7 separate regions of the Homo sapiens genome follow, and all the other regions are linked to region 1. Evidence: chromatin contacts called from ENCODE Hi-C or POLR2A ChIA-PET data. All regions are on one chromosome and are shown on one strand. Each heading gives the region's core, a stretch centred on a gene start or an enhancer-like site at or near the end of the contact. The rest is flanking DNA. Distances are from core to core; before and after follow the strand shown.

Region 1 (4,325 bases), core at 1,134-3,633:
TGTGTAAGTTAAACTAGTAAATGCCATGGGATTTTTGGATTAGAAGCAACAAAAACACAAACTAGGTTAAACAATAAGAATTTGTGGCAAAAAATAATGGGCTGTCGCAAGGAATCGGGGGCAGGCAGGGCTGTACCAGGGACACAGGAACCGATGCTGCCAATAACATTAGACTCCTGTTGGCCTCAGCGCTCTCTCCCAGCCTGTCTGGCTGTGGCTGAGGCTCTATCTTTGTTTTCTGCTCGATCTTTATCTCTGTTTCTGCCTTCAGATTGGCCTTGCCTCTCCTCTCCTGACCATGGGAAACATGGTCATGTATGTTATAATATCTTGCAGTTTTAGCCCTGGGGAGAAACTGACTTTTTCACTTCCAGTTTCAAAATTTCCCAAGAAGGCTTTTGATTGGATTCAAATATGTCAGCTCTTCCCGCTGGGACCAATCCCCTGTGGCAAGGTGGGGGAGGGAAATTTGAGAAGGGCCGTGAATGGTCCAGCTTAGGTCAGAGGTACAGTTTCCACGTCCCCACCCCCACCCCCGCCCCGTCAACAAAACAGCTCTGCCCTGTAAGCCTGTGGGTGTGGGTGAAGGTGGAAGTGGGTCGGAAGAGGCTGCGGGCTCCACTTTGCCAGGAGTGTAGGGGGAAGGGCTGAGTTGAGGAAACAATGGGTCTAGCACTTCTGCTGACCTTGTTTTCAGAAACAACCACAGGGCCTCTGGCCCCAGTGGAACTTGACTCATAAAGGCGAGAGACTTGACTATTGAAAAAGGTCTCCTATGAAATCTGAATTTCACTTAATCCTCAGAACAACTGTTGAGGGGGTTGTTACTACTCCCATTTTAAGACGCGGGCTGTAGAGAGGGTAACCACCCTGTCCACATTCACACAGCGAACACGTGGTGGGGCAGGGCTCAAGTCCAGGCGATTCCAAAGTCCCCCCGTGCTGTTTGCGCCACGCGGTGCTCCCACCAAGCCCACTCCGCGGGGAGAAAAACCATAGGCCTCGGAGGAGGAGCGGCTCCTCGCAGTGGGGTGGGGCAGAGGCCAGCATGAGGCCTTGTTCACTGGAGGATTCCACAGGCCTGGAACGGAAAGAATGAGAGCTCTGCAGGCAGGCAGAGCCCAGGGCGCCCAGTGCCCCCAGGCTGCGACAGCCAAGTCGGTGGGCGCGCATGGCGGGGCTTGAAGGAAAGGTCCAGAGCCGGTGGGAAAGGCCACGCCCCGGGGTAGAGCGCTTCCTTCCAGATCCCGGCCTTTAACTGCAATTCCGTTTTAAGGGCAACCCTGCCCGGTTCACACCTAGCCTTGAAGATGACAGATTGCACTGTGAGCAATTTGCAGGGTGAGAACGGGAGCCTACGACTCCGCACCTGCACTGCCAGAGCCATAAATGCAGCAAATCATGGCCTATAAAATGTCACCACTGCTGAAGTGCAATTTTCCAGGGGTCTTCTGCAGAGGGAACTCCACCACGGAGAGCGACCCTCGGCTCTGCAGCCTAAGAGGAAGGCCCCTGCAGGGTGGGGGAGGGAACAGGGAGGTCTTCCTCCCCATCCCCTTCGTGCCACTGCTCCCCCCTTTGTGACCCCACTCTGCCACGTGGTAAAAGCTTCCGGGGGGAGGCATTAGTTATTTCTGTCTGAGGAGTTTTTGACCAAACGTAAACATCAGAGGAGCGGGAACCCGAGCCCCGCCTGGGCTGGGCGGCAGCGACCCCGACGCCGCGGCGGCAGAGCCGGAGCTCGAAGCAGCCGCCGCTGTTGCGAGCCGCCCCTCCCCCGCCAGGCTGGCGAGCCCATTTTCGCTTGGCCGGTCTCCGCGCTGCCGGATGGATTGCGCCCCACCCCCGCTCCTCTGCTCAGTCATTCAGACTTGGAAAGTCAATAACACGCTGACATCATCAGGGGTTTGTGTATTATTACACGGCTACTTTCCAGAGTACCTGGCATTATCTAAGAGAGGAGCACTCCGGCTGCCCAAGAAAGGGCCTGAACTGGGAGCTTGGCGGCCTCGGGGAGGGGCGGCTGCTCAGAGCCAGGCCTTTCCCTAGTGGGGAGGGCATCTGCAAGGCACAAATTAGAAACAGACTATGAGCTTTTGCTTCACTAAATGCAGATGCACTTTAGATATCGATACATGCTTCATTTTGCCTTCGGGTGCACTTATAAATCATCCTTAAGTGACCTCTATTTCTACCAAAGACATCCACTTGGTCTTTAAGAAGCATTCTTAGTGATCCTCACAAAGGAAAAAAAAAAAAAGGAGATATCTTCTGTGACAGGAAGCCAAAGGCTGATTTTCTTTTTTTTTTTTTTGAGACTCTTGGAGTGTGTGTGTGTGTGTGTGTGTGTGTGTGTGTGTGTGCGCGCGCGCGCGCGCGATTCTCTGTTATGTAATCGCCATCACGGGTGATTAGGTCTTCTAGGTCTTTCCCTCCAGGGCTGAACTGGATGGTTTGGTTGCTGTGTTTTTCTTAAGCCTCACACAGGGCAAACACACATGAAAAACATGTCCCAGATTTATGGCGCAAAACTGCTCTCCAAGCAAATTGCCTTAGAAGACTGTCTCGGTTTTGGAGGAAGGAAATAGATGAATTTGTTGCTAATTAAGACTCCTTATCTTACTACTCTGGCATTTCCTTTTTTCTAGAACGAATTTTTAAAAATAATTTTATGTAGTTTAGATGTTCCCTCCCTTCCCCCTTGCTGTAATGGTACTTGAAATAGCTTAAATAACTAATTGTATAGACAACTGTACTTTTGTTCTACACACACACACACACACACACACACACACCAGTTAACGTGAAAGGCAGTAACTCATACAACATGGTACCTTTTCTGTTTGGCCATACAGACTGTTTCCTTCTTTACACACACAGGGCTGATCTCATTTAAATTCTCTTAGCATCTTAAATTGCAAAAAATGGCAGCCAGCTGAAAACTGGCTACCTGGAGAATTACAAGGGGAGAGAGCTGTTCTTTGGCCTCATCTTAATCTCTCTGTACCTCAAGCAGGGAGTCCATCTCTGATAAAAGTCTTTAGAGCTCCCCAGGAGGAAGCGAAGCAGACATGTTTTTCAACAATGTAACAATTTCCCTATGTGTACTTGATCATTTCGGGAGAACTTGTAGTAGATTATGACTACTTCCCTCCAGATGGTCTGACGGAAAAACTCTCCCACCAGACTTGCACTTCTAAAATCACTTCCCCAGGCCTGGCCCTCCCACCCCACCCCCATTTCCCCTTTCGGAGGTGCAGGCAGCTGGGGAGGCCTGGAACACCAGACCTCCAAGATGGCCCAGCATGTGTTGAGTCTGGAGGCTGAAGCTGCTGAAGTGGGGAAGGGTCGGGGCACTCGCCTCCAACTGGGAGCTATTTACCTAGGGGGTTTCCCTCAGCTCAGAGAGGAGCATGCAGACCTGACAGTCTGTCTTTTTGGTTCTCAAGATGAAGAAACTCTTCAGTCTCTAAGCACTTCCGGTTTTTAGCCCAGCTGACCCTCTCGTCTTTGCCTTAGCCTCTCCCAGACACAACTGCCTACTATAGGGATCCGTGCTAGGGAAGGACGTGGGCCACCTTGCTTTGGGTGCTGAGCTTCGGCAGCGGGCAACGGACTTCCTACCCTAGAGTTTCTGCCTAAGCAGGGGAGGACAAAGTCTGGAGGATCAGCTTGGATAGAACCTGATAAGTAGGAGGCAGGCTACCAGTTGCCAAAGTTCAGCACCCCTAACTAGAGGCTGACAAGGTTCTTTGCCTAGCAAGGAACCTTATATTTGGCAGAGGAGGAGAGAATTCAGTGAAGAAGAGCCATGTTGGGGGGATGGAGGAGCAGGAGTCTCTGCCCTGGACAAGCTCAGTGTGTTGGAACAGGTAGACACAGAAATGACCGCCTGAGAGCATGCCCTCTGCCCTTCAGTGAGGGCCTCTAAGGGGCTGGTCCTCCTGTGCTGTGGGAGGGAGAAGGAACTCCAGGTGACCGTGGCATCAGGCTATTCCTCCCACAGCTGGCCCTGGAGGAACCCTGGTAATCTGATGGGCTAGGAGCGGTCCTCCGGGAGTGACATTATTTCCCCCGTTCCTCTGGTTCTTTACTGCCAAATATTTGTCAGCTGGAAAGAACTGGTTGCATTTTGATTCATAGGCTTGTCTCTTTCAGGCGGTCCATGTGACGATTCTAGACACGGAGATTCAGTTATCAAATACAGCATCCTCCAGTGGTCCGCTTGCTTTGATGAAGACCACAGCAATGCTTCTTAAACTGTCATGGGCAAGATTTTTAATCTACTGCCCACTGATATTTTTGTTTCTAAAAAATTAGGGAAA
Region 2 (4,325 bases), core at 824-3,323, 960 kb after region 1:
AACTCAGCACCATGATTAAATAAAAACTCTGAGTTCCCAACATCCAAGCCTTGGCAAAGGAATTTGTCACATTGCCTTTTTATATATAGAGCACGGAAACCCAGGGGGGATGCATAAGAAAGAACTCTGAATTTTAAAGCAATATGGAAATATTTAATTCAGGCTGAAGTTAATAGGTAATCAGCTCAATTCCTCCCCCTCTTGCCTGTGAGTAGCTAGCTGTCAGACTGGCAATTTAGGTGACTTGGAAAAACCTACACAAGCTGAATACTGACAGAGGTGGGAACGAGAAAAATTAAGGGACAACGAAGACTTACATGCTGTCATCTATGCCTTCAGGGAACTTAAAAAAGAAGTATTAGCCCTAGCAATGCATTCACCTATTTGGGTTATTCTCTACACAGAATAGAGTTTCATGACCCATGGCAGAATTTTATAACCGATTTAAGGAAGTTGTTCATCCCAAGAGGTCTTCTTTGCTTTGGGCTCCTTGATTCACATTTCTTGTAGCATGTGCTTACATCATCCTGGCTCGATTTAATAACCAATCAATGAAAAACTAGGCATGTCCCACAGATCAGCACTAGCAAGGATTTGCATCTTGCCTGCTTCACAGAAGTCAAAGTTCAGTTTATAAATTCATCATATAGGAATCTGAGTCCTGACAGCCAAGACAGAGTATAACCCCAGGAAGTAATTTATCTCCCCATCCCCACAGAGATGCTGTAGCTTCAATAACTGATAACAGAGCTGTGGGATAAGCAAGGCATTGGTCATAAATGGAATGTTCTAGTCTGGTGTTCCTCATTTAGGTGCTTTTTGACCTTTGGTGGCTTCTGACATCATGAAATGAGATACAGTCGCTACCTGCTAAGGGACAGAGTGAAGAGGGATGAGAGGAAGTCTCAGTGATTCTCTGCTCAGGTGATTTGCAATACCAGAAGCCAGAAACTGAACTTTCCCAGGAATCTCTCTCTCACCTGCCTGTTTGCTTGATACACCATTACAGCTGCTCCATTACAGTTGCTCAAGAAGAAATGGCTGAAATGGAGCTGTTGCCTCTAGCTGACCAGAATTGGAATGCTCATGTGACCATCTGACCTTTTCTGACAGATAAGACACAGTAATAAAAATAAGAATATGCTTCTCATGTCTGAGTGCGATATAATTTGCATAGCATTTTCAGACACATTTCTGAAGGAGATCCTCCCTGTAGCCCTGGGTGGGAATTGGAATTCGGATGAGGTTTTTCTTTTCCATTTATTTATTTTATTTTATTTTTAGATGACAGAACTTAAGCCCATTGTGCTTCTGCGATTTTCCCAGATTAACACAGGTATTAAGTGGTTGAGTCATTTCCAAGCATTTTTGCACAATTAGCTATTTGTCCTGTCCCTGTCTCCCTGTCCCCAAACCAAAGCAACTTATGTTTATTCAAATGAGGTAGAGATCTAGATGACCTTCCAGGACCCTTCCAATGACACGTATCAGTCACCATATTAATAGCAATATATCTCTCAGAACTAGCCCAAGGATTTAGTAGATTTCCAGATTACTTTGGAAGGAGCAATAATTATAGTCTTTTAGTTGGAACCAGAGAATCACACTCCAAGAAGATTATAAATGGTCATAACTTATATATTTATTTCACTCTGTTGTGCCAAGAGCTAGCAGCTTACAATCCAATAGGGAAGATAGATATTAAATGAAGAAGTACACAATGCCTTAATTCCTACAGTGCTATTTAAAGGATGACAATACTCCCCTGGATACCAGCTAATATATGTCAAACTTCTTATCAATAAACAAATCACAGATTGTTAAGAGAAAATCATGGCAGAAAATAAAGCCAGTTTTGTAGATCATGATTTTCTCTATTGTGGAGTTGATAGAAAAAAAAAAGAGAGTCTGTAAACTACAGAAAAAAAAATATAGCTGAAAAAGTAACCCTGTGGTCTTCTTGCTAGTCACCACTTAAGGAAGTAGAGATTTTTCCAGACCCTTCTGTCACTCTGGGCAGGTGACTGACTTATAACTCAGGTGTGCATTTGCCTGCTTAAATCTGCCTCAGTTCCAAACAGCTTGCCATGCTCTATATATAGAGATGACTTCACCCTCTGTTGGAATGCAGCAGCTGTTCAGCAGTGCACACTGATATGCTTCAGAGACTTAGGCCATATCTAATTGAGCACTTCAATACTGCAGAGATAGGCGCCTTGGAAATATTTAGATAAAATACCTTTGGCCAGATGGAAGCCGGCCAGGATACCAGCATAAAATCTTCATCTCACAGGACTGCTAGTGAGCCTTGGCGGGGGGCTCCATGGAGGGAGGTGGCATCAGGAGAGATGCCAGTCTGTCCTATCCACCCCCTGCACTGTAAACATGACACAAAGAATAGTAGGAAATAGGAGAAATCAGAATTTTGTTGCTTCCTCCTTCTCCCCTTGGCAGACCAAACACAGCCTACCCTCTGTGAAAACAATCTGAATGTTAATGGTGCCTCCATGTCAGGAAGCTTCCCAGTTGTAATATTCCCCCACAGGACTGTCCCTTCCCCTAGAGGCCAGATTGCCAGCCCTGGAAATTGGTTGGCAGGTATAGAATCAATGGTACTTTTTAAACATTTATTTGCCTAGGATTCATTGCTAATCTTGCTAGGAGAAGCAACCAGCTATCACAGTTGGCTGGGAACTGGCCAGAAAGCACTTCTGGCTTTGCTACCCATGGTCCACATGACTCCAGCAAGCCTGTGTTGTGCTGGATCTCACTTTTCCCATCTGTAAACTTTAGAGATTGGCAGATTTAACTTCAATTTCTCTTCCAGCTCTAAAAGAACCTGTGTGTGTCTTTCACGACACAACTCCCTCTCCCATTCTTTTTTCTTAGAAGAAAAAGAAAAAAAAAGAAAAAACATTAGCAGATGATAATGAAAACATCTTGCATTTGCATGTAATCTATTGTTTAGATAAATATATCCACCTTTAAGCCAAAGTAAGTGCTATTATTTTCATTTAGAAGAATCAACAGAAACACAGAGAAAATGAGTGGTTTGCCCAAATCAAGCAATTAGAAAGTACATTTGAACTGGGTCTCTGTCTTATCAATGATGAAGGGATCATTTACACAGTAATGCAATTGCCTATCTGGATGTGTCATTTATATGGACTCAGAAAAAATATCGAGGTTAGGAATAATAAGTATCTAGCTTTGGGTCTTATCTATGCTTGGATTTAGGGGTTTGGAAATAAAACACACAGTCTGGCCCTCCAGGTTCACAGTGCAGTAGGGGCACTGGCCTAGTTAACCAATGCTTGCCTGCCATACAATGTGGTAAAACACTGAATAGGACATCAAATTTATACTTGGAGCTTTAGAGGGCTGAAGTCAGGGGAGGCTTTGCAGAAATGTGTATGTGCTACCCAGGCAGAAAAGGATAGTGGAGCAGGGGGCAGACAGTGAAGAAAGTGCTAGGGAGGTTCTACAAACAAATAGTGTGTGAGTGACTGGAGTTTAGAATGCTTGTCATAAATACTGGGCCTTTCACATAGCAAGATACACAACAATCGAATATTTGAACATCCAGGTGGAAAAGTTTATTGGCAGCTGGATATGAGAGTCTGACGCTCAGGGTTGAGGATGAGGTGTAAATACAAAAGCCATTGAGCCTCAATTTTTTATTGCATTTTTCTCTCTCCATTTCGAATATTTTAGTTTCTCTGAAGTGACTGAAAACACAGCAGTGCAAATGACAACCATTTCTAGACAGAGTCACTAGGGTGTCTGCAGTTTGAAGAAAGAAAGCTTTGTGAAATGTTGTATCTTTGAGCTAGGAGTTTGTCTATCTGCAATTATTGCTTTAAGGACATAAGTATAAGTTAGACAATTATGATCTAGAGGAAGGAGGATAGGGAAGAGAGTAAGAAACAAGGGAAACAAAGTTAAGGTGGAGCAAAGCCCACCTAGTGAGTGCTCAATAAGTTTTACAGAAATGCAGAAGTGAATGTAATCGTTTGTTCCTAATAAGTAGTGCCCAACAAGTTTCACAGAAGCTCAGAAGAGACTCAGGGGTCAGGTGTTGCTGTTCCATTGTTTTTAAATGAAGTGTTTGCTCAAGGTACTTCTAGAAATTTATTTTTAAGGCTTAACACTATCAGAAAACATTTCAAAAAGTGGTAAAAATTACAATTACTTTTTTAAATATAAGAAAAAACCTTTCAAAGTAGAGAAAATATTACGGTTGACCATTCCACTGCTCTAAACCAAAAATGAAGTTATAAAGCTTCTCAGTAACCTGTGTTTCACATCCCACACATCACCCAGTA
Region 3 (4,325 bases), core at 752-3,251, 810 kb after region 1:
TATTCCGTTACATAAAAAATGAGATCCTGTCATTTGCAGCAACATGGAAGCAACTGGAGGATATTATGTTAAGTGAAATAAGCCAGGCACAGAAAGACAAACTTTGCATGTTCTCAATTACTTGTGGGAGCTAAAAATTGAAACAATTGAATTCATGGAAGGAATACAATGATGGTTACCAGAGGCTAGAAGGGTAGTGGGTGGTTGGATGGGAAATGGGGATGGTTAATGAATACAAAAGTATATGAGATCAAATAAATAAGATCTAGTATGTGGTAGCACAACAGGGTGACTACAGTCCACAACAATTTATTTTACATTTAAAAATAACGAAAAGAGTACAACTGGATTGTTTGTAACATAAAGGAATGATAAATGCTTGAGGTGATGGATACCTCATTTACACTGAGGTGATTATTACACATTGTATGCCTGTGTCAAAATATCTCATGTACCCCATAAATGCATTCACCCACTATGTATCCATAAGAATTAACAATTGAAAAAGAACACAGCAAGAAAAGAAATGAGGTGATTAAAAAATGGGTAACACATCTGAATAGACACCTCACCAAATATATGCTCATGTCAAATAAACATATGAAAAGATGTTCCACACTATATGTCATTAGGGAATTGTAAATTAAAACAAGTTACTACTGCTCACCTATTAGAATGGCTAAAATCCAAAACACTGAGCACACCAAGTACTAGTAAAAATATGGAGCTACATTAACTAGTAATACTAGTAAGGATGTGGAACTACATGAACTTTTCTTCATTGTTGATAGGATCGCAAAATCCCATAGGCACTTTGGAAGATGGTTTGGCAGCTTCTTACAAAGCTAAATGTGCTTATCATATGAGGCTGCAGTCATATTCTTGGTATATACCAAAATTAATAGAAAACATATGTACATGAATGTTTATGACAGCTTTACTCATAATTGCCAAAACTTCGTAGAAACCAAGTTGATTTTAATATGTGAATGAATATAAACAAATTATGGTACATCATATGATGTAATATTATCCAACAATAAAAAGCTTTGAGGTATAAAGCTCAAAAAAAATAGAAAAACCTTAAATATTTATTGCTAAATAAGAGAAGGAACTGTTGAAAGTCTATACACTGTATGATTACTACCATATAAATATCTGGAAAAATTAAAACTGCAGAGATAATAACAAGATCAATAGCTCTTACAAGTCCAGGGTGATAACTGCAATTATTGATAAATTAGATTATACATTAGTCAAAACCCAGAGAATTGTACAACACAAAGAGGAGACTTAATGTGAAATATGAACTTTAATTCACAATAATATACCAGTATTGGTTCACTAATTATAACAAATGACCCACACTAATGTAAGATATTAATAATAGGAGAAAAGTGTATGTACAGTGTGTATCTGTGTGTGTGTGTTTAGGTAAATTATTTGTTGTATTATCTTCTCAATTTTTCTGTAAAGCTGAAATTCTTATATAAATTAAGTGTATTAAAAATTAGAAATTTTATTCTGTAAATTGAAATAATTACATAAGAAGCAACAGAAAAATTAAGATTTTGATTTGACAGATAGTAAGAAAGGTAATAGATATTCCTGGAAGAAATGCTACATATTTTTCAATGTGGAGCAAATAATATGACATTCATTATAAAAATAGCAAATGTTACATAACATAAATAAAATGTAAATTAAAGATGCTATATAGTTACTTTACAGAAAGGTTTATTTCAGATCTTATTAAGCACAGAAATAAATGATAGTTTTTATATTACTGTGCATTGTTAAATTTCACTACTGAGTTAAAATATAAATGTAGCAAGAATGAACATCGATTCATATAAAGCATATATTGTCTCAAAGTATACGACATTTGCATTTACTCAGTGTTAGCTAACAGTACAATTCAATGTGGTTATGAAAGAGCATAATGTGGTTAGCAGATTTTTCTACCTACTCCAAGAGCCAGACTAAAGCTTCCCCATGGAATTAGATTTGGGTATTAGGCAACAGGAAATGTGCCTGCTGATAACTGAATTACTCTGAACTCTAAAGAAGTCACTGGGACATTTTGTCCATTAAGTTTACAGATGGCAAAGTAGATATGTCATTCACAGCTGCATGCATGAGGATATGACATATTTGTCTATATTAATCTCATGGATCACTTGACATGACTCATTCAACCTCTCTTTCTACTACATGAATTAGCAAGATTTCTGGTGGTTCTAAAGTAGATCCAAACACTTCGGAGGGAAATATAAATACTTGTTTCATTATACCAAGTAAGTGGGCCAACAGGGCGCATTTGGTGCTTTAATTGTCCTTCATAATCACAGTAAGGTAGTAAAAATTAAATCTAAAATAATATAAATAGGCCAAAATGGTATATATGATGCATATATGCATGACAAGAGTTTTTATCTTCAGTGGCAGCACAGGCAAGATATTAAACTTATCATGGGAATTGAATTAAATTTCAAAAAAATGCATTGGCTAGAATTACTCAGAATTCCCAGGGGCAGGGAGGGGACACTCTATGAGGTTAACCATTTACTATGTTTAAACTCAATAATTGTGAGCTGAGTATAAATCAAGAAATCTGCTCAAACATCTGTGTCTTACTTAAAAGTTTCAAATGTCACAAATATGTGTGCTATGATGAATATTCACGGTTATGAAGCTGTGGTGAATATATTCCGTGAGGCCATATGACAGGCTGTCCACCAGCCCTAGCCAAAATAAGACATCTAACCAGAATTAATAAGATAATTATCAATGGTCAAGAACACAAATAGATGATGCCTGAAATATATGAAACTGCATAAGCACACAACTCAAGCATTAAGCGAAAGGAGAAACACTGTCATATTACAATCAAGAACCTGGAACAGTCAACTGAGAACCTGGAGGATGCTAGAAGAACTTATTATACCTGGAGCAAAATTTGAAAATTCCTTAGTCTGAAAGTTGGGAGTTGAGTTCTCACATTTGAAAAGCCATGCAAAAAAGTGATTAATCTTAAATTTTGTGTATACTTAAACAGAAAGACCAAGGTCTGAAGTCCAATGTCATACAAAAAGTCACCTTCTTTTTCTATGCAGATTAGGTTGCAATTTAAAGAAGTTTAAGCCCTGTGACAGAAACCACTTGATCTCTAACAATATGTTTAGATAATGAGCACTTCAGTATAGCCCTTCAAGCTTTTTGTAAAAAAAAAAAAAAAAAGAAAAAAATTACATTCATCTCCCTACATAATCTGTTTCTGATGTCTATTGCCACATACTCAAATAGCAAAAATCTTAGTTGACTTTCATCTTTAAAATTTGACATATTGGAGGAGCAATCCAGGACAGTATTTGATTTTAAATAGGGAAAGAACTCACACTCTAATACACAGAGAGAAATAAGTGGTGAAATAACACTTACAGGCTTGTAAATGGCAAATGTGTCTGCAGTGGGCAGAGCATGCTGCTTTCCTCTCCTGGGAATGAAATAAAAATGTGCCAACAGAAATAGCATTGAAAATGCCTGGTGGTAGAGGCAGTGGTATTAACAAAAGCATTCTCCTCCTCATTAAGCAAGTACCAATTAGATATATGGAATCCAAGAGCTGAAAGGGGTATAAGGAATTAACTCACTAGTCATCCTCAACTTCCACGCAAATAATGACTGTGAGAGCTAGTTTCCACAAATGTTCCCGCTTCAACAAACCATGCCTCCTGGAATTCACATCCTTGTGTAGCCCCTTCCATGAATTGGATGCTGAGCTTCCAGCCCTAGCTGTTCCAGTGGATGGTCCATGGATCAGATATACCACCCAGCTGAGGTCTTCCTGAATACTCAATCCAACAAAATCATGAGCAATATAAGAGAATTGTTTTAAGCTGATAAATTTTGGAGTAGTTTGTTTTTCAGCAGTAAATAACCAGAACAATGATCTTTCTATGTTCAAATATGCCTTATGGGCACTCATAATCATTATAATATTCATTCACTGAAAAAGTGCATAGTGGTAAGATGCTATTATTCATCAGTGCTTTTAAGAATTCTAGGCCGGGTGTGGTGGCTCACGCCTGTAGTCCCAGCACTGGGAGGCTGAGGTGGGCGGATCACAAGGTCAGGAGTTTGAGACCAGCCTGGCCAATATGGTGAAAGCCCATCTCTACTAAAAATACAAAAATTAGCCGGGGCTGGTGGTGGGTGCCTGTAGTCCCAGCTACTGAGGAGGCTGAGGCAGGAGAATTGCTTGAACCTGGGAGGCGGAGGTAGCAGTGAGCCGATATCATGCCACCGCACTCCAGACTGGGTGA
Region 4 (4,325 bases), core at 1,337-3,836, 720 kb after region 1:
TGTCCTAGAGCCTTAATTAAATGGAATCTTCAGGGAGGTGGTGGTGTGTTTTTCTTAATCAAAATTTTAAGTCGTCAAATTGTTAGTGAGAATTGCATTGACCTTTCTGTTAGCAAGGAGCCAAGGACCATGACTTAGCATCCTCTTTCCCCTCACATAGTAAGACACAACATATTGGTTTCTTTGCTGCCTTATTGCATACAACTATATCTGTATCTTTGATGATTTTAGAATTTGAATTTCTTTGGAATAATAACTGTGTCCAGTAGCCTAGATCTAAGTTTCTCTTTTTAAACTACCCTGCAGACCACGGAAGTGAAAGCAAGATGAGGAAACAGGCCAAACTACAACTGTTGCTGTTGAGTGAGATAGAATGAAAAGGGATATTCAATGTTGTAAAACTGTCTGAGTAGCTAAAAAATATTGCTCTCTGTACTTAACATTGTGGGAGATTACATAAAGTGAATGCTAACCTGATAGTACTATGCTTGCTTTTACAAAATACCAGTATTATAATTTACCTTTCCTACACTAAAAAATGAATGTGTCCACTATTCCAATATGGTTTATTGAAGGTTCCTTTTAGTTGAATTATAGACAATTGATGCATTTCTATAATTATACTTATTAAAAAGTTCATAAACATAAATATATTAAAAAGTTAATAAACATTAATGGTACTAAGCACCCATTGCTGTTTTGAAATTCACTGAGTATCTTGTAGAAAATATATTATATTACTAATTGTAATAATAGCTATTTAGATATCAACCACACAAGCTTATTTCTTTACCTGTGACATCAGTTACAAACATAGCTGGATATTTTGCTACATAACATAAAATGAATATATTTCATTAATCTTTATTTTGACAATGTTAGAATGTTTGAAGGCATGTTTCTCTGAAATTCATTTACTTTTTCAGAACTTAAGACCTGCTATCTTGGTTCCTCTATCATGAAGAAAATTCTTCTGACCTTTATATTAGGAGAGGATGATGCTATGACTTTCTCATCACACGAGGATGCTTGTTTCTCCATTAGTGTGAATGGTTTCACATTGATCATTTTCATTCTCTGATTTGTCTCCCTTGTGATTGAAGGCACCATTTCTGAATCTTTGACCAGAGTAAAAGGAGCAGTTTAGATAGATGAGTACTGCCATGTTCTCTGGTGGAAAGCGATCAGACTCCAGCATTATCTGGTTATTTGGGTAGATTACTTAACCTGTTGGCCCTCAGTTTTCTCCTCTGCCTGTCTACTTTTTGCGTTTTGCATAAAGACAGAGTTTCACCACATTGGCCAGGCTGGTCTCAAACTCCTGAGCTCAAGCTATGCACTAGCCTCAGCTTCCCAAAGTGCTGGGATTATGGGCATGAGCCTTCACTCCCAGCCTTTTCATTTAGAATTTTAAAAAGTGTATGTGTATGTGGGCCATGTTTTTGTCTTTCCTTTTTCCCAATTTTACTAAGAAAATCTTTGTATATAGAAATAGATAAAAGAATAGTAGAATGCTCAGTTTTATACTACTAACTTAGGTTATAAACTTAACATTTTTCCATATTCTTTTTATTTTTTATGACCCAGTTGAAAGTAATTCGCAGATATCTTACTACTCTTAAATATTTTGGCATGAATCTCCTAAGAATGATGATATTCTCTGACATAACCATAATACCTCTATCACAAATAAAACAACAATATTTACCTGATAGCTTCTCTTATCTAAGTCATATTCAAATGTCCCCATTTGTCTCAAAATTGGATTTTATAGTTTCTTTTTCCACCCTCATCTATGATTCAATCATATTTCTTGCATTACATATAACTATTATTCAAGACAACCTGTAGTGTCATAAATTATTTGGGTTTTCATATTATGGTAGTTTTTCTATTTAGGACCACTTGATTGTGAAAATATATGGCAAAAATAAATCTTTGAGTGAATAAACATACCTAGTACACGGTAGTTGTTTAACATTTCCTTGCTGAATACATGAATTTAGTTATGTTTTTAAGTGACAGTGCATTTTACTAAGCACAATTCTAACTAAATATATTGGAAAAACAATACATTTCCATGTGAGAGGCAATTTTAAGTTCAGTCCATAGACTCTAATTATAGCTCATGATTTTGATCATTGATTTTGCACCTTATATGGAGCTGAGCACTGAGTATTAGCTCATTTTTCACAACAAAATCATGGTGTATTATTTTTCAGAGTAAGAGGCTAGCCAAATTAAGTATTTAAAGATTTCAAAGTTATTAAGAGAAACAATCTATAGATAAACTGGAGGGCTTATCACATATACTACACTGCTTTGCATGACAAAGCTGGGTGGGTGCTCGAGGAGAGCTTATTTACTCCCTTGCAATGCTTCCTCAGCCTCACCTAGCAGCCAGGTTCATTTCTGTCTGCATGCTCGACCTTCCCAGCTGAAGCACTGTCTAGCATTCTGCTTACTTATTGCTCTGGCCTTAAGGGAACTTAGATCTCTGTGAGGAAGCCCTTTGAAATCCAAAGAATTAGTGTACAGTTTTTCTGTTCAGACAGAACTTTCAGCAAGGTCATGTCTGTTTCCTGAATGAACAGGATTAGGATGGAAAACTGGAGCCTTTCCCAGCTCAAAGGGAGCCAAGTTTCACTGTGTCATTTCATTATTCTCTTTGAAGTAAATTCCCAGAAAAATCAGATGCATCCATATTAAGCTTAAATAGAAAACACATCTCAAAGCCAAATGGACATGATTCAGGGAGTTTGCCACCATTTTGGATTGCCTATGCTTTTGTTCCCTTCTGTTAGTGAGAATAATCACATTTTTTCTGTAACTTCATAGAATGCGGATTAATCCAGTGCAGCCATATTCCTGCAATGTATCCTGAATTATTCAGAGGATAGATCAGGGAAAGGAAGAGATCAACTTTACTAAACATCTGATCCTATTACAGCGTCAGAGTTTAGTTTGGTTTGTTCTTTCAACCTGGCAGTGGAGATTATCTTTTATTTTTGTGATTTCATTTCCCATGAAGTGATATTTCTATTGAGTCTGTAAATCAGTGGTCTGTTCACATAAAATAGATATGTCCACCCTCTTAGAGAGAAAATCCTTCCTAAAAATCTGAATAGACAGATTTAAAAAATAGCCCCCAGAAAAATATCTGGCTCGCAGTTGGTCTCCTTTGTGGGATTAACTTCAAATCTGCTAACACATTAAAAAAAAAAAAAAAAAAACTAAATTATATGTCAACAAAAAGTCAAAATTAATCATGAAAAGGTTCAATACTATGTGTGAGAGAGAAAGACTTGTTATAGATTTAAAAACACTGTGTATGAGATCTGTATTTCTAGATGCCTTATAAACTAAACCTGTGGAAAAGAGATCATACCAGGTTTGCACACAAAGTAATGAAATGTGGAATCAGTCCCACAACTTTCTAGCCACCCAATATGTAAGTGTCCTAAATGCCTCTCATTCTGGGCACTCAATAAATACTAAACAGGGGCAGCAATTTCGTTTCCTGTCTAGTCAGGGTGTCATTATTTCTGTAAAGTCTCTGAGCTAGTGAGCACATAGAAAAACACAATCCACCACAACCTGAAATATGCCTTTGCCCTCCCACCTTCTCCTTTTCATGTGGCTTAAATTGCTGTGTGACCTACTGGAAACCTAAGAATATTAGCTCTCAGTTACCACTTCTTCAACCTTAACCTTTCCTCTCCCAAATGCCAAGAAGATATAGCAAGTCTAATCAGCATATTTTATTTTGCCCTTTTCAATAAGCTGTTTAGTGATGTTGATTTACTGTTGGAAGAAGTCTAAAAAAAACCTTCACTATCTTTTGCTCATGTCTCTGTTCCTTAGGGAAAATGGCATTTTATGTCACTGCTTGTCAGGGCGTTTTCAGTGTTGCTTTCTCCATTTTGGAGGTCCTTTGGGAGAGTTCACTTGGACCTTTCTCATGTCCTTCATTTATTAAAATACAAAGTAAGTGAGAGTAACTAACACCCAAATACTTATTATTACTCTTGGTTATGAACCTTCTTTCATGCTACCGAATAACCATCTCTGTCACTATACAGCAGGACATGGTCCTATGCCCAAAACATTCACTTGGCTTCCAGGATGCCACACTCATTTTCCTACTACCTCACTGGCTGTTCTTTTTCAGCCTCCTCAACTGGCTCCTACTCCTCTGTCCTCCAAACATCAGTATTAGGGTAGTTTAGGATTCCATTCTCCACCTTCTCTTCTCTGTGGATGTTCACTGCCTGGGAGAGCTTCTCCATTTCTTTGGCATTAGATATCTAAACACTGATGATTCT
Region 5 (4,325 bases), core at 459-2,958, 640 kb after region 1:
GCTGATTTCCCCCTTGCTGTTCTCATGATAGTGAGTGAGTTCTCACGAGATCTGGTTGTTTAAAAGTGTAAAGCAACTCCCCCTTCACTCTCTTACTCCTGCCTCTGACGTGTAAGATGCGTCTCCTGGAGGGGTTCTGTGGCTCATGCCTGTAATCCCAGCACTTTGGGAAGCTGAGACAGGTGGATTGCCTGAGGTCAGGAGTTTGAGACCAGCCTGGCCAACGTGGCAAAACTCTGTCTCTACTAAAAATACACAAATTAGCCATGTGTGGTAGCAGGCACCTGTAATCCCAGCTACTTGGGAGGCTGAGGCAGGAGAATCACTTGAACCCGGGAGGTGGAAGTTGCTGTGAGCCAAGATTGTGCCACTGCACTCTAGCCTGGGCAAAAGAGCGAAACTCCTTAAAAAAAAAAAAGCACCTCCTTCCCCTTCTGCCATGATTATAAATTTCCTGAGGCCTCCCCAGAAGCAGAAGTCTGTATAGCCTGCAGAATTGTAAGCCATTTAAGCCTCTTTTCTTTGTAAATTACCCAGTCTCAGGTAGTTCTTTATAGCAGTGCAAGAATGTACTAATGCATTCTGCTGCACAGGCTGGGGTGCAGTGGCGCAATCATAGCTCACTGCAGCCTCAAACTCCTGAGCTCAAGCAATCTTCCCATCTTAGTCTCCTGAGTAGCACAGACTACAGGTGCATGCCACTATGACTAGCTAATTATTTTATTTTTTGTAGAGACGGGGTCTCACTATCTTATCCAGGCTGGTCTCAAACTCCTGGTTTCAAGTGATCCTCCCACTTTGGCCTTCCAAAATGCTGGAATTACAGGCATGAACCACCACTACCTGGCCCATACTTGATTTTTTTTTTTTTTTTTTTGAGACGGAGTCTTGCTCTGTTGCCCAAGCTGGAATGCAGTGGCGTAATCTCGGCTCAATGCAAGCTCCGCCTCCCGGGTTCATGCCATTCTCCTGCCTCAGCCTACCGAGTAGCTGGGACTACAGGAGCCCGCCACCACGCCTGGCTGATTTTTTGTATTTTTAGTAAAGACGGGGTTTCACCATGTTAGCCAGGATGATCTCGATCTCCTGACCTCGTGATCCACCTGCCTCGGCCTCCCAAAGTGCTGCGATTACAGGCGTGAGCCACCGTGCCCAGCCTTGATTTTTTAAAGGTAGTTTCTATCTGTTGTAATTACTATTTGTTCCTATATATAATCCGTCTTTCCTACTAGATACCTTAACATATTAATAATGGCTATTTTATTCATCTGATTGCTTTAAAATCTAGGTCATTTCTTTGGTTTTGTGGATTGCTTTTACCATTAACAATTGATAGCTCTTTTTGGGTTTCATTTGTGTGCCTTGTAGTTTCAATTGAGTGATTCCATTGTGTGAAAAGGAATTACTGGGTCTGAGATTAATAGTATTTATGTCTGGAAAAGGACTTGCATCTTCTTTGGTGAAGTTCTTAGCATGGTGAGTGGATTTAATATAGTTAGTTGTTGATCTGGGCTTGGATTATTTTCCTTGATAATGCTGTTCTAATGTAGCACTGGCTTTAAATCTTACAGCATTTGTCTTCCATTAGCTTGTGCTTAGTGTGGTGCCTGGGGACCTGGAGGATCTTTCTCAGTGCTGGAGTTGTACTCTCTGGTTTTGGTAGAACCACCCTGCATAGCTGTGCCACACAGGGAGTTTCTCTCCTAGCTCGTGACCAGCAGTACACTGTTGTTGCATGTTAGTTTTGCTAGGTTTGTAATGGAATGATGGCATTTTTGTTTTGTTTTATTTTCCTGGTCAGTCTTAGGCAAGATTTGTGTGCCTGGGCCTCAGGGGTGGGGCTTTCTCTACATCCTGTTCTTCTTTTTCACCCCAGCCAAACACTGCTTTATATTTTTTTGTGGTCTTAGGTAGGAGTTTCCTGTTCTTCCTCCAGTTATGACAGATCTCTTTGTGTTATGAGTGTAGGATGCTAGGTTCAAGACAATTTCTTGCCTTTCCCCCAATGTCTTAGTCCATTTGGGGAGCTATAACAGAATGCTATTGACTGGGTGACTTATAAACAACAAATTTATTTCTTACAGTTCTAGAGGCTGGAAAGTACAAGATCAAGGTGAAATCAGACTCTGTGTCTGGTGAGGGTCCTCTTCCTGGTTCCTAGAAGGTCATCTCCTTTCTGCATCCCCACATTGCAGGAGGGTTGAGTGATCTCTCTGGGGTCTCATTATGAGGACACTAATTCCATTTCTGAGTGCTTTACTCTCATGATCTAATTACCTCCCAAAGGCACCAGCACACTGAGGATTAAGTTTCAACATATGAATTTTGAGGAGATACAAACATTCAGTGTATGGCACTCAAGTAGAAGGACTTTTGCTTTTACTTCCATCTCAGCAAGAATGGAGGCTGTGTCCTAAGGATGAGAAGCTTTTCTACTCCTTTCCCAATAAAATGTTGGTTTTATTCTACTCCTATACCAGAAGCAATGCATCTTTACCCATTTGCTGAGAGTGAGAGCGTTCATTGCCCTTCTCTAGAATATTAAGGCTTTTGTTTTGTAGGAAAGAACAGTTCAGGGAAGTAGGCACAGCTCTGGCCTGGTCATTAGTAACTGCCAATCATCTCCTTTATGCCTGTGCCACACTGAGTGGCACTCTTCCCTGTAACCTGCTCATCCTCCAGTCTTTCTTGTAAGCATCTGATAGAAGTCTGTGGAATAGAAAATGTGAGTGTTGGCTTCCCTACATCTGGTTCTACCAGCTCTTCTAAACTTACATGCTTGACCACACTTAGTATTGAAGAATTTATTAAGCTTTTGCTAAGTTGTTTTTATCCATTTTATGTTGTATACTCTGATGTAGGTGAATAAGTTTGTGTATCTGTTTTTTTTTTTTTTTTTTTTTTGAGGCTTGCCCTTCTTTGGAATTGCATTTATTTGATTGTCTTATATCATGAATTGAGTGTTGGTATCTCCCAAAATTTCATATGTTGAAATCCTAACCCTCAACATGATGGTATCAGAGGTAAGTCCTTTGGGAGGCGATTAGGTAATGAGGGTGGAGTCCTCATGAGAAGGGTTAGTGCCCTTACATGAAGAGACATGACACCTTGCTCTTTCTCTACTCTCCACCAAATGAGGATACAATGAAATGAAGGCCATATACAAACCAGGGAAAGTATTCTCACTGTAGACTGGATCTGCCAGCACCTTGGTCTTGGACATCTCTGCCTCCCAACCTGTGAACAATAAATGCTTGTTTTTTAAGCCATCCAATCTATGGTATTCTGTTATAACAGTCCTAATGTACTTCGTATACCTTTTGATCTCAGTTTTCTGATGGGCCCAAGAAAAGTTAACGTTTTGTAGATTATATGGCTTTTCTTTTTTAGGAAAAGAGCAATGTTTTGCATCTTTCAACATCTTTAAAGAAAAGTAATCTTGAAGTGAATGCCAGTACTTTGGCAGGTGCTTAGTAAACTTCTGAAACCATGTTTTCACTGTTTCTCTAGCCCACCCTCCCTCCCCAACTCCTCCCCTAAAGCTTTTGCTCCCCTTCATTTTTAAAGTCTTGCCAGAAGAAAGACTGCCCAGATGGTGAGTGGAAAATGTAGAGGAAGGCTCTGTGCCTTATATAGCCCGAACTATAAACTTGTAAAGACACTGAGTTTTACTTACTTAAATCTATTTTATTTAAAATGTAAATATAAAATATTTTATTTCTATTTTGGACAATATAGTAGGTAGCTAGCAGATCAGTAAAATTACAAATAGAGCAAGTGCAAAAGAAGAACAGGTGGAAGACAACAGGAAATGTAGGTGCTGACTCAGCCTCACTTATATGATGTAGAAGAATTTGGGAAATGAAGCCATTAGGTTAGGCAACTCTCTCTCTCTCTGTCGTCACGTTCACATGTGTTAGAGAAAGGAGTGGTTTGGTAAAATATGTCTTCAACCACAAAATTTGACAGTTTTGGAGAATAAGATATCTGATATTCAACTCCACAAATGTGGTGATAAACATAAGTGATATTTAGCCCTCTTAATAACATGAAAAACACTCACACACATGGAGCTGGATTTTCTCCTGGAAAAGATAGGTTTTAAGTTTTACATGAATTTGTTAACTCTCTGCTACTAGACATGGAGGGCACTTGGTTTCCCAGACAAGGTGTTGGGAATGAGAATCCTACGTCTGCCAAACCTATTTGAACTTGTTGCCTTGTTGTGAATCTCTACTAGATCGTTTGGCATCTCATGCACAATTTTTTAATCTTATAAATGAGAGATTCATGTAAATGTTTAACTCAGTCTGAAAGAAGAAATC
Region 6 (4,325 bases), core at 1,360-3,859, 580 kb after region 1:
AGGTACCTAATCTTCTCATGCTAATTATTTTCTCTCACCTTCAAGCAAGAAAGACTGTTCCTAAAAAACTCCTTTCCCAACTCCACCTCCTTTCTGTTTCTTCTCGTTGAAGTTTGCACTTCAATGAGTTTGGGAGTTTATTGCATTATGCATTGCAGCTTTTGACATACAAATTTGATCTCCCATTAGCCAGTGACCTCCTTGAAAGCAAGAATGTATGTTATTACTCTTTGTAGCTTAGTTATGTTCATAGCACATAGTAGGTACTCAATACATGCTAACTTATTTAGAATAAGGTGCAATGAGTAATAAAAATCATCCTTTTTATTCCTAATGCATTGCAACAAGTGTAGATGTCCAGAGATAAACTTTATACTACAAAAGTATAAATTTTGTTTTGGAGAATTTTGAACATTAGTAAGTATGAAGACAACTTGAGTCTTATTTTTGTCTTTAATCAGAGGAGCCATTTTGGCATATCGAAAGTCACATCACAAAAATGCCTTCCCTCTTTTCCTACCTCTGAAGACTTTGATGTATTTCTGAGTTTTTTGTTTCCAATCTCACTTTCCAACAGTTTCATTCTTGGTTATTTGCTGGAAACTTAAAGGGGTAAGGGGTCAGTAATGCATGGGAGTGTGTAGGCAGGTGGGGGGTAGTCTTTTTTGTTTCTTTTATTTTTATTTGTTCTTTTTTTTTTCCTTTTCCTTCTTTTTTTTTTTGGAACAAAGAGCTTTTCCTAGCGCTATTAGGCTTCCTTACTGCCACCTTTTCCTTTTTAAGGTAGCAGGAAAGATAATAGTAACATGATTTCAGTTTTTAAAAATGAAAGTTCAGAGAGTCTGAGTTGCTTGAACTCACTAAGAATGAAAAACCAGAATTCTTATCACTTCTCTTCATTTTCCAAATTCGGTACCCTCTTATAGTATAAAACTTTACACAGCATGTCATTGTCTTAGGATATTTTCTCAGTTACTTAAAGGTCAAGTACACAGAATTAGACGTGATGGAATGGCCTGGTTGAATAACTCTTTATTACGCTGGACTTACTGCTCTTAAAACCTAAGCAATGTTCATGTCCATCAACAGACTAAGATCTATTTGTCTAAGTTTAAATAGTGTATTAATTTAATTCATTTGTCAACACAGCTGGTCTCTTTAGGTATTTTTAAAACATCAGCACAATGATTAAAATAATAATAATCTGTAGAAAGTTAAGATTAAATACATGTCTATGTTAAAATTGGCCATACTTCACAGAACCATTTTCATATGCTTAGCACTAGATAAATTTATGTGACAAGAGTAAAATTAGACAATCTATGACGTATGTCATCGAAACATATGTCATCAATTAATAGGCTGAATTTTCAAGTCCCATTGCTAGAAGACTGTTAATAACTCCTATGCTTTCTTTATTCTTGTAATTTAGGTGAGCATCACCATGTTCAATGATTAGACCTAACTCATACTTGAAAACAGAGATCATTGAAAAATTCATATGAATGATACAACTAAATGTACTTCCTTTTTATATGGAAAAACCTCATAATATCTAACAGAGATAGATCCACTAGAAGATAGTAACAACAGCAAAGATAGCAGTTATACCACGTAGGGGGGGTCTCTTCTTTACTGAAATCAAGATCTTCTAAAAAGTGAACATAACATTTCTTTCTCTATTTCAGTTAGAAATTAGAGGCTGACTTTTCAGATGTGGATGCTGAACCTTGCCAACCTCAGTCAACCAAAGCTATTTTAAACATTTTCAGTCTGGCCTATCCACTTGTAACCAAACTTCTTAGGACTTGACACCCATACCCCTACTTCTTGGATCAAGGCTTGAGCCCGATTATTCCTTTTTGCTTTCTGGTGTCTGGTGACAGCTTTACTCATAGTTTGTTTTCAGCCCTCCCCAGTAGGCTTTATTTTGGAGTGCAATTCTTTTTTTTCTTTTTTTTTTTTTCTTAGATGGAATCTCGCTCTGTCGCCCGGGCTGGAGTGCAGTGGCACAATCTCAGCCTACTGCAACCTCCATCTCCCGGGTTCAAGCAATTCTCCTGCCTCAGCCTCCTGAGTAACTGGGACTACAGAGGCACACCACCACGCCCAGCTAATTTTTGTATTTTTAGTAGAGACGGGGTTTCACCATGTTGGCCAGGGTGATCTCGATCTCTTGACTTTGTGATCTGCCCACCTCTGCTTCCCAAAGTGCTGGGATTACAGGCGTGAGCCATCACACCCAGAGTGCAATTCTTTAGTTACTTCCGATTCCTTTTTCTTTTCTGGATATTTGGCCTTGGTCTTGTTTGGGCAGTCCTATGGCATTCTGTCTCCACAGTATTTAGAACTCTTTTGATTGAAATAATGAATGCCCAATTTAGACTAACGTGGAGTAGAGCACATTGCATCCAGGCCCAAGGAATAATTGGTACAGAGACACACAATGCCACCAACATTCTTTCTCTTGTCTCTGCTTCTCTTTCACTCTATTTCTTTCTTTTCTCAAGTTGCAGACTTGACTTCTCTCTTTTATAGTTATGACAGGAAGTGGTTTTTGAATTCGTTTCCCCCAAATTCATCACTTCCTTTTAAGAAAGCTGTCAAAGCAAGCAGGAACTTTTGGATCCATTCCAAATTCTCAGAGAAGTGTGATTTGCTTAGCCTGAGCCAGATGCCCATCCGAAGGCCAATGACTGTAACAAGCAGATGGAGTCACATTATACTCTTAGGGAAGCCCTATAGTAACCATATAGATATAGATGGTTTTGAGGGGTTGAAGAGTAACTGTAGTTTCCAGACAAAAGATGAGGCAGTCTTAGGGTAGATTCTGTGCCCTTTAGAACAGACCTCTATGACACTTTTTCTTCTCACTGCTTGCTACATCATTTCCTCAAGAATCACAGGACTTTACAGTCTGTGCCGAAAGCAGCCAAAAACCAGTGGTTTTATGCCATTTTCCCTTGAATCCCTGCTGGTAAGCTTTTTAACATCTATCTTGCCTTTTGAAAGTGAAATGTTATTTTTTATGTCTTCAGCTCTCATAATTAGCTCAAGAACGTAGCTTTCTCAGCTAGCATTTTTTTACTCTTTTTAGACAGAACAACAATACCAAGTTTTCTGGATGCCTCTCTGTCTCCATCTGCTTTACCATCTCCCCTTAATTGAGGAAAAATTCTAAGTAACCCTGATGGTCATTACTCGGTGTCAGTCTTGCCACTATGTCACAGCCTGTCATAATTACATGATGTCACTCTATGCTAAATTCCCCCTCCTAATGAATGCTTCATTATCCAAAAGAGAATATATTATATTAAATCTACATTTTGCAGTTTTGGCATTTTGCTAAAGATTATGCTTTATCTGGACCTTGAGAATACCAGAGGTTCTTCCCTTTGACTTTGTATGCTTAAGTAGGCCTTGACCTTTCCCTTTTTGAAAACCATTGTTTGATGCTAAAATTTTAGTCACACTCTAGTTGCCTTCCATGGAGCATTAGGTAAAGCAGAAGTAGCAACACAACCCCAAAACACTAATTTAATAATTGTTGGTGGACTCTAGCTAAAACGTCTTAACTTGAATTATGATTGGAGGCATGAAAACATGAAGCAACATTTCAGATACTCCTGGAAAATTACACATTTGACTGTAGTAGTTAATAAGCATAGAATTAATTATCAGAATTTTCAAGGTATAAGGTCGTCATAAACCAAAGACAGTATTTAGGCATATGTTAACTTTCCAACATACTTTAGTATAGTGGTTCCCAATTCTGACTGACTATAAGAATTAACTAAATAACTATTTAAAAATACCCAGATTCTTAAACTCTGCCCAAGACCTACTGAATGAGGATCTTTGGGAGAGGAATTTTATATAATATTTGATTTTGATTTTGAGGAAGAGAGATTTTAATGTTCTCCCAAGTGATAGTGATGCTCAGCTAAACTAGAAATCACTTATTTCTATTACAGCTCTACTCTTTCCTTTAAGTGAACTCCAGGAAGTCATTTTGCTCACAGATGTGACACTGGCAGATTAGAAGTACACTTCACTGATAAGTCCGGAGAGTTACCCATCAATGTGTCCCCATAGTCCCAGCCCAGGCTCTTCTGCCCTCCTCATTCTTCATTAGTTACAATTGACACCTCTTTATAAAAACTAGGGCCTACTCCAACAAGTTTGAGAAGAAAGAGAATGGCTCGTCCCACACCCCAAATCTGGGCTCATTTGAGAGGGGAGAACCATACTTCCCTCGGCTGTAGAGTATCCAGGAGATGAAATACGAAAAAGCACTGAGAGGCAGACGCTGCCTGTCTCAGCCT
Region 7 (4,325 bases), core at 1,218-3,717, 550 kb after region 1:
CTTACAATTTTTTAAAATTTATTTTGGGAGAGATAATCATATTATTTAGGGAGAGAGATAGTTATATTATTTTTCTGAATCTCTCAAGCTTCACATAACAGTGAAAGATTCATGAACCACTGATTTAAAAAAGGTACAAAAGCAACAGTTTTTAAACCACCTGCTATATACTCATTTGACAATATTAAGGGGCAATGCTTCTGGTGTTTTCAAAGAAATTGGAGTAGTGGGCAGGAGAGCTATAATTAAGGAGGAGCACTGCACTGGGATTGGACCAAGGTTTTATATTAAGAACAACATTCTGTTTTATCCTAACTAGTGTAACTTATTCATTCCACAAACATGTATTGAATAACTTCTGAAAATAAGGCTCTTTTTGCCTTCAATAAGATCTCTGCATGTAAAAGAAAAATACTAGTACTAGTTATACAAAAACTTTGAAATAATATATCAGCAGGAGGCAAAATCAAAACAAAATAAGGCCTGGTGTGGTGGCTCATGCACTTTGGGAGACTGAGGTGGGAGAATTGCCTTAGACCAGGAGTTTGAAACCAGCCTGGGCAACATAGAGACCTTGTCTCTACAAAAAATAAATACACTAGCAGGGTGTGGTGGTGGATGCCTGTAGTCCTAGCTACTTGGAAGGCTGAGGTGGGAGGATCACTTGAGCCCAGAAGGTAGAGGCTGCAGTGAACTATGATCATGCCTTTGCACTCAAGCCTGGGCAACAGAGCAAAACCCTATCTTTAAGCAAACAAACAAACCAACAAAACAACAGGACCCCTGTCGTATCTCTCCCCATGAATAATATAACAGGCAATTTCTTGAATATTAAAACTGGTATTCCTTATAGATTATTACAGTGGCCTCACTTTAAACAGAAGAACCTGAAGCCCAAAAAGGTGAGGTCACTGCTTTAAATTAATAGTTAGAAAGCTGCAGAATCAAACAGACTCAGTTCTCTAGATTCCTAGCCCAGTTACATTTTTTTAGTATGACACTATCACCCTTAACAACAACCAACAAAACCCAAACTGCTTAAAACATTTTAATCCAAGGCAAATCTTTAGTTCTTCTGGTTTGCTGGAGTGGGAGGTGGGGTGGAGGGACTGGGGAAACAGTAGGATGAGGCAGTGGAGATTTAACATTCTTGTATGTGCTGGAGTGCTGTGCTAGGTGCTTCCATTTTTAATCTCTTTAAATGCAAGAACTTTGTGAGATCAGTGCTATTCCCTCCATTTTCCAGGTGAGGAACCATGAGTCTCAGAGAAGCTAAGAAGTTTATCCAGACACCCACATTTTTGTGAGTGGTGGACTTAAGATTTGAACCTGTTTTGGTTTCCAAGTTCTTTGGTCTTTTTACTGTTCCTTAATTGTTGCCTGTTACAGGATGCCTTGCATTTCTTCATAAATGAGTCCAATTTTTGCCTGCCACCTGGTTTATATGACTGTCCAGATTGATTTTTCTTTTAAATTTACATTTTGCAACTGTAGGCTTTTTTCCTTTCCATTTACCTCCTGCCTCAGTCATGAGGTTGGAAAAAATGAGAAGTATGCTGGTTTTGTTTGGACTGAGAACATTCCAAAATGTTTGGCTGCACCTCAAAACCCTGTTAAAATAATATTATTTATAACTTTCTGCTTGGTCAATTTTGTTTTAAGTTTGGCTATCTCCCATAGGAGGTTATTCTTTCTCCTTGATGGTAAGGTTTGCTGCTTGAAAGCCTTAATCTTAAACATTTTTCAAGTAAGACTCAGGTCCTTGCCTGAATACAAACTCGTTAGATAATAGCCCCAACCACTCTGAAGCAGTTCATTGCAGAAGCTCACTCTCAGCTGTTGTGGGTGGGGTGTTAGCAGAATGAATGCCATAGGTTTACATGTGAACCATCAGCCCTGCTCACAAAATATAATCTGTCCAGCACCGCGATAGGTTGCATTTTAGAGCTGGGCTTTAGTATGGTGTGACTGTTTACCAGAATGCCTTCTGAGGAATACAAAGTAATTTTTTTTTTTTTACATTCCTCCTCAGTAAGGTTATTGTTGTTAGCAGATTTATTTAGCTGCCCTAGCAGCTTAAGACATTTCATTGACTTTTGAGCAGACGATTTGATTTTTCAGGCACAGATGGGGGAAAAACAGCTAGCAGAATCATTAGAATGGATACCTACCACAAGTAGTAGGGAGGCAGGCTTTTAACAGGACATAGCTAAAGAGAAGACCTGTCTTTGCCTCAATGTGTAATTGAACACTGTCTAAAATTGATGGCAAAGCAATGTGAATTATAGGGGCCAAGGATTTGCTATTTAGAAACTTAAACAAATCTGCTTTTTCTAAAAGGCCTTTCTTTTTCACACAAAAACGATGGTCAGTGAAGTGGCAATTCTCAGTGAAACGACAATGCTTCTCCCTCAGGAGCAGCTACCCTCAAGGAAACAGAGCCAAAACACAGAGACTGAATCATTAACCTAAAAATGTAGTTACATAACTGCTAAAATTCCACACTTTGCAGGCCTGTGGCCTGACTTTAGCCTTTAGAGACATTCCTAGCCCAGTGGTTGCTAGTAGCCACTGCTCACATTTCTCCATCTCTCTGCCTCCCAGGAGCTAAACTCCTATTGATTTTCCCAGAACCCTGAGCTGTCTCCATAATAGAATGATTTGGTGGGCGTCCTGTCAAATGCAAAAGGAAGCCTCTGCCAGACTGAGCATTAGAACACGGTGTTTTTAAATAGAAATGTGAAATATCAGTGCAATTACAAATCAATAAAAACCCAGAGGGAAAGAGAATCTCATTTGAGGAAAGATCTTTAAGTTTTTTTCCTTTCTTTTTTCTCGTAATGAAAAATTAGATCAGGGAACCAAATTTATGAGGTAAAAACTGTCAACAAAGTATTCCTAGCTGTTGCTGAGGCTGAGAAAAAAGAAAGCTAAATCATGCATGCAGTGTGAGTATGTGAATGACACATTTTAATATATTAGGGAGTCAAAATACCTCTCATTTTTTACTTGTGTTTTTGGCTGTTGCCCAAATCGTTATTGTTTTATTTATTTTGCTAATGTCATTCTCTTATGCCTTTTTCCAAATTCCATATTTTCTCCTAGGTTTGCTTTCCATATGCTGGATGATGTGTGTGGATTTTCAGTGTGTGTTTCAGAGTCTTAAAAGCTCATGCTAGCTTGCTTAACATACCTGCCATAACTCATGATATAGAACCCTATGGAGAACTGTGTTGCAACATGGATGCAGTGCCTATACTAAGGCACATTGCCAAGCTGAAGACTGTCAGAGAGCATCACTAACGGAGGTAAGCCAGTAGGGTCTAAAAATCTTCACAGAGAGAAGGTATGACCAGATGATAGTCCATTAAATTGCGTTGAGGTGCAGCACTATGTTCTAAATTGGTGTACCCCACGAATTTATATGTTGAGGCCTAATACCCAATGTGATAGTATTAAGAGGTATGGCCTTTAGGAAGTGATTAAGTCATAAGGTGAGGGCTTGACCCTTATGAATGAGAATAGTGACCTTATAAAAGAGGCTTGAGTGAGCTCTCTGGCTCTTTTTTGCCATGTAAGGATGCAGCAACAAGTCACCATCTATTAAGCCAATTACCAGACACCAAATCTACTGGTGCTTTGATGTTGGACTTCCCAGCCTCCAGACCTCTAAGAAATAAATCTCTGTTGTTTATAAATTACTGAGTCTAAAGTACTTTGTTATAGCAGCCTGAATAGACTAAGACATGCAGCAAGTGAATAGATCACTCACTGTAGCCTGGATCTCTCCTTCATTATGACAGGGTTGTTTCTCGTACTGGACATAGGTCACCTTTGCTAACCTCTTACAGAAATTCTAAACTTTGTGAGAGGAAATGCAGAAATGTGAGAGAAGAACAAGGAGCTATGTGAAGAAGAGAGATGGAAATGGATTGAGACTGTTGAAATAGGAGAAAATATCTTGGTTTTGACATCATTTCCAAAGAATCATAGTTATCAAATAAAAAATTTCACAATTATCCAAAATTATAATAAAAATTCAGTGGCTGGCAAAATGGCTGAATAGGATCAGCTCTGGTGTGCAGCTCCCAGTGAGATCCACACAGAAGATGAGTAATTTCTGCATTTCCAACTGAGGTACTTGGCTCATCTCATTGGGACTGGCTAGACAGTGAGTGAAACCCATGGAGGGCAAGCTGAAGCAGGGTGGGACATTGCCTTACCTGGGAAGTGCAAGGGGTCAGGGAACTCCCTCCCCTAGCCAAGGGAAGCCATGAAGGACTCTGACATGAAGACTGGTGCACTCCAGCCCAGATACTACGCTT

Evidence for each region. Hi-C counts contacts between places; a loop is a spot of excess contacts on that map. ChIA-PET counts read pairs that join two places held with the same protein, here RNA polymerase II (POLR2A). Pooled maps may share reads with other maps.
Region 2: a loop to region 1 is called in a map of heart right ventricle, with 3 times the contacts of the local background. The contact joins two enhancer-like sites. A Hi-C loop is called at or near these places in 39 of 168 maps with a recorded cell type or tissue (A673, CD4-positive, alpha-beta T cell, Calu3 and 24 more) and 37 of 50 pooled maps. POLR2A ChIA-PET finds 5 or more read pairs at or near these places in 1 of 52 experiments (MCF 10A).
Region 3: a map of endothelial cell of umbilical vein shows a loop between it and region 1 (15-fold over the local background). The contact joins two enhancer-like sites. A Hi-C loop is called at or near these places in 2 of 168 maps with a recorded cell type or tissue (PC-9 and endothelial cell of umbilical vein) and 7 of 50 pooled maps.
Region 4: a map of endothelial cell of umbilical vein shows a loop between it and region 1 (11-fold over the local background). The contact joins two enhancer-like sites. A Hi-C loop is called at or near these places in 6 of 168 maps with a recorded cell type or tissue (dorsolateral prefrontal cortex, endothelial cell of umbilical vein, heart left ventricle and 3 more) and 15 of 50 pooled maps. POLR2A ChIA-PET finds 5 or more read pairs at or near these places in 1 of 52 experiments (CD4-positive, alpha-beta T cell).
Region 5: a loop to region 1 is called in a map of naive thymus-derived CD4-positive, alpha-beta T cell, with 8 times the contacts of the local background. The contact joins two enhancer-like sites. A Hi-C loop is called at or near these places in 1 of 168 maps with a recorded cell type or tissue (naive thymus-derived CD4-positive, alpha-beta T cell) and 8 of 50 pooled maps. POLR2A ChIA-PET finds 5 or more read pairs at or near these places in 2 of 52 experiments (activated CD4-positive, alpha-beta T cell and naive thymus-derived CD8-positive, alpha-beta T cell).
Region 6: a loop to region 1 is called in a map of CD8-positive, alpha-beta T cell, with 11 times the contacts of the local background. The contact joins two enhancer-like sites. A Hi-C loop is called at or near these places in 4 of 168 maps with a recorded cell type or tissue (CD8-positive, alpha-beta T cell, PC-3, endothelial cell of umbilical vein and 1 more), 1 of 37 single-sample maps with no recorded cell type and 6 of 50 pooled maps.
Region 7: a map of ascending aorta shows a loop between it and region 1 (2.8-fold over the local background). The contact joins two enhancer-like sites. A Hi-C loop is called at or near these places in 5 of 168 maps with a recorded cell type or tissue (IMR-90, aorta, ascending aorta and 2 more) and 10 of 50 pooled maps. POLR2A ChIA-PET finds 5 or more read pairs at or near these places in 1 of 52 experiments (MCF 10A).

The regions. Positions count from the first base shown.
Region 1 is chr3:177,358,193-177,362,517 of GRCh38, forward strand. No RefSeq gene overlaps it. Among named protein-coding and RNA genes, the nearest start is that of LINC00501, 66 kb to the left of the region's middle. RefSeq lists enhancers at 1-122, 243-482, 1,337-2,178, 1,689-1,983, 3,274-3,473 and 1 more. Within about 2 kb of position 2,384, at least 38 of the 41 ENCODE cell types and tissues checked have a DNase peak (open chromatin) inside an H3K27ac peak, as active enhancers do; they include CD8-positive, alpha-beta T cell, ascending aorta, dorsolateral prefrontal cortex and 3 more, where a contact is called at or near this core.
Region 2 is chr3:178,318,443-178,322,767 of GRCh38, forward strand. All of the region lies in intron 2 of LOC105374235 (a long non-coding RNA gene), which reads right to left. Among named protein-coding and RNA genes, the nearest start is that of LINC01014, 99 kb to the right of the region's middle. RefSeq lists a silencer at 1,525-1,725. Within about 2 kb of position 2,074, at least 6 of the 41 ENCODE cell types and tissues checked have a DNase peak (open chromatin) inside an H3K27ac peak, as active enhancers do; they include dorsolateral prefrontal cortex and heart right ventricle, where a contact is called at or near this core.
Region 3 is chr3:178,168,775-178,173,099 of GRCh38, forward strand. All of the region lies in intron 10 of LOC105374235 (a long non-coding RNA gene), which reads right to left. Among named protein-coding and RNA genes, the nearest start is that of LINC01014, 250 kb to the right of the region's middle. Within about 2 kb of position 2,002, at least 4 of the 41 ENCODE cell types and tissues checked have a DNase peak (open chromatin) inside an H3K27ac peak, as active enhancers do; they include endothelial cell of umbilical vein, where a contact is called at or near this core.
Region 4 is chr3:178,076,570-178,080,894 of GRCh38, forward strand. No RefSeq gene overlaps it. Among named protein-coding and RNA genes, the nearest start is that of LINC02015, 260 kb to the left of the region's middle. Within about 2 kb of position 2,587, at least 5 of the 41 ENCODE cell types and tissues checked have a DNase peak (open chromatin) inside an H3K27ac peak, as active enhancers do; they include endothelial cell of umbilical vein, heart right ventricle and prostate gland, where a contact is called at or near this core.
Region 5 is chr3:178,000,088-178,004,412 of GRCh38, forward strand. No RefSeq gene overlaps it. Among named protein-coding and RNA genes, the nearest start is that of LINC02015, 190 kb to the left of the region's middle. Within about 2 kb of position 1,709, at least 3 of the 41 ENCODE cell types and tissues checked have a DNase peak (open chromatin) inside an H3K27ac peak, as active enhancers do.
Region 6 is chr3:177,941,767-177,946,091 of GRCh38, forward strand. No RefSeq gene overlaps it. Among named protein-coding and RNA genes, the nearest start is that of LINC02015, 130 kb to the left of the region's middle. Within about 2 kb of position 2,610, at least 2 of the 41 ENCODE cell types and tissues checked have a DNase peak (open chromatin) inside an H3K27ac peak, as active enhancers do; they include CD8-positive, alpha-beta T cell, where a contact is called at or near this core.
Region 7 is chr3:177,903,789-177,908,113 of GRCh38, forward strand. No RefSeq gene overlaps it. Among named protein-coding and RNA genes, the nearest start is that of LINC02015, 89 kb to the left of the region's middle. Within about 2 kb of position 2,468, at least 8 of the 41 ENCODE cell types and tissues checked have a DNase peak (open chromatin) inside an H3K27ac peak, as active enhancers do; they include ascending aorta, where a contact is called at or near this core.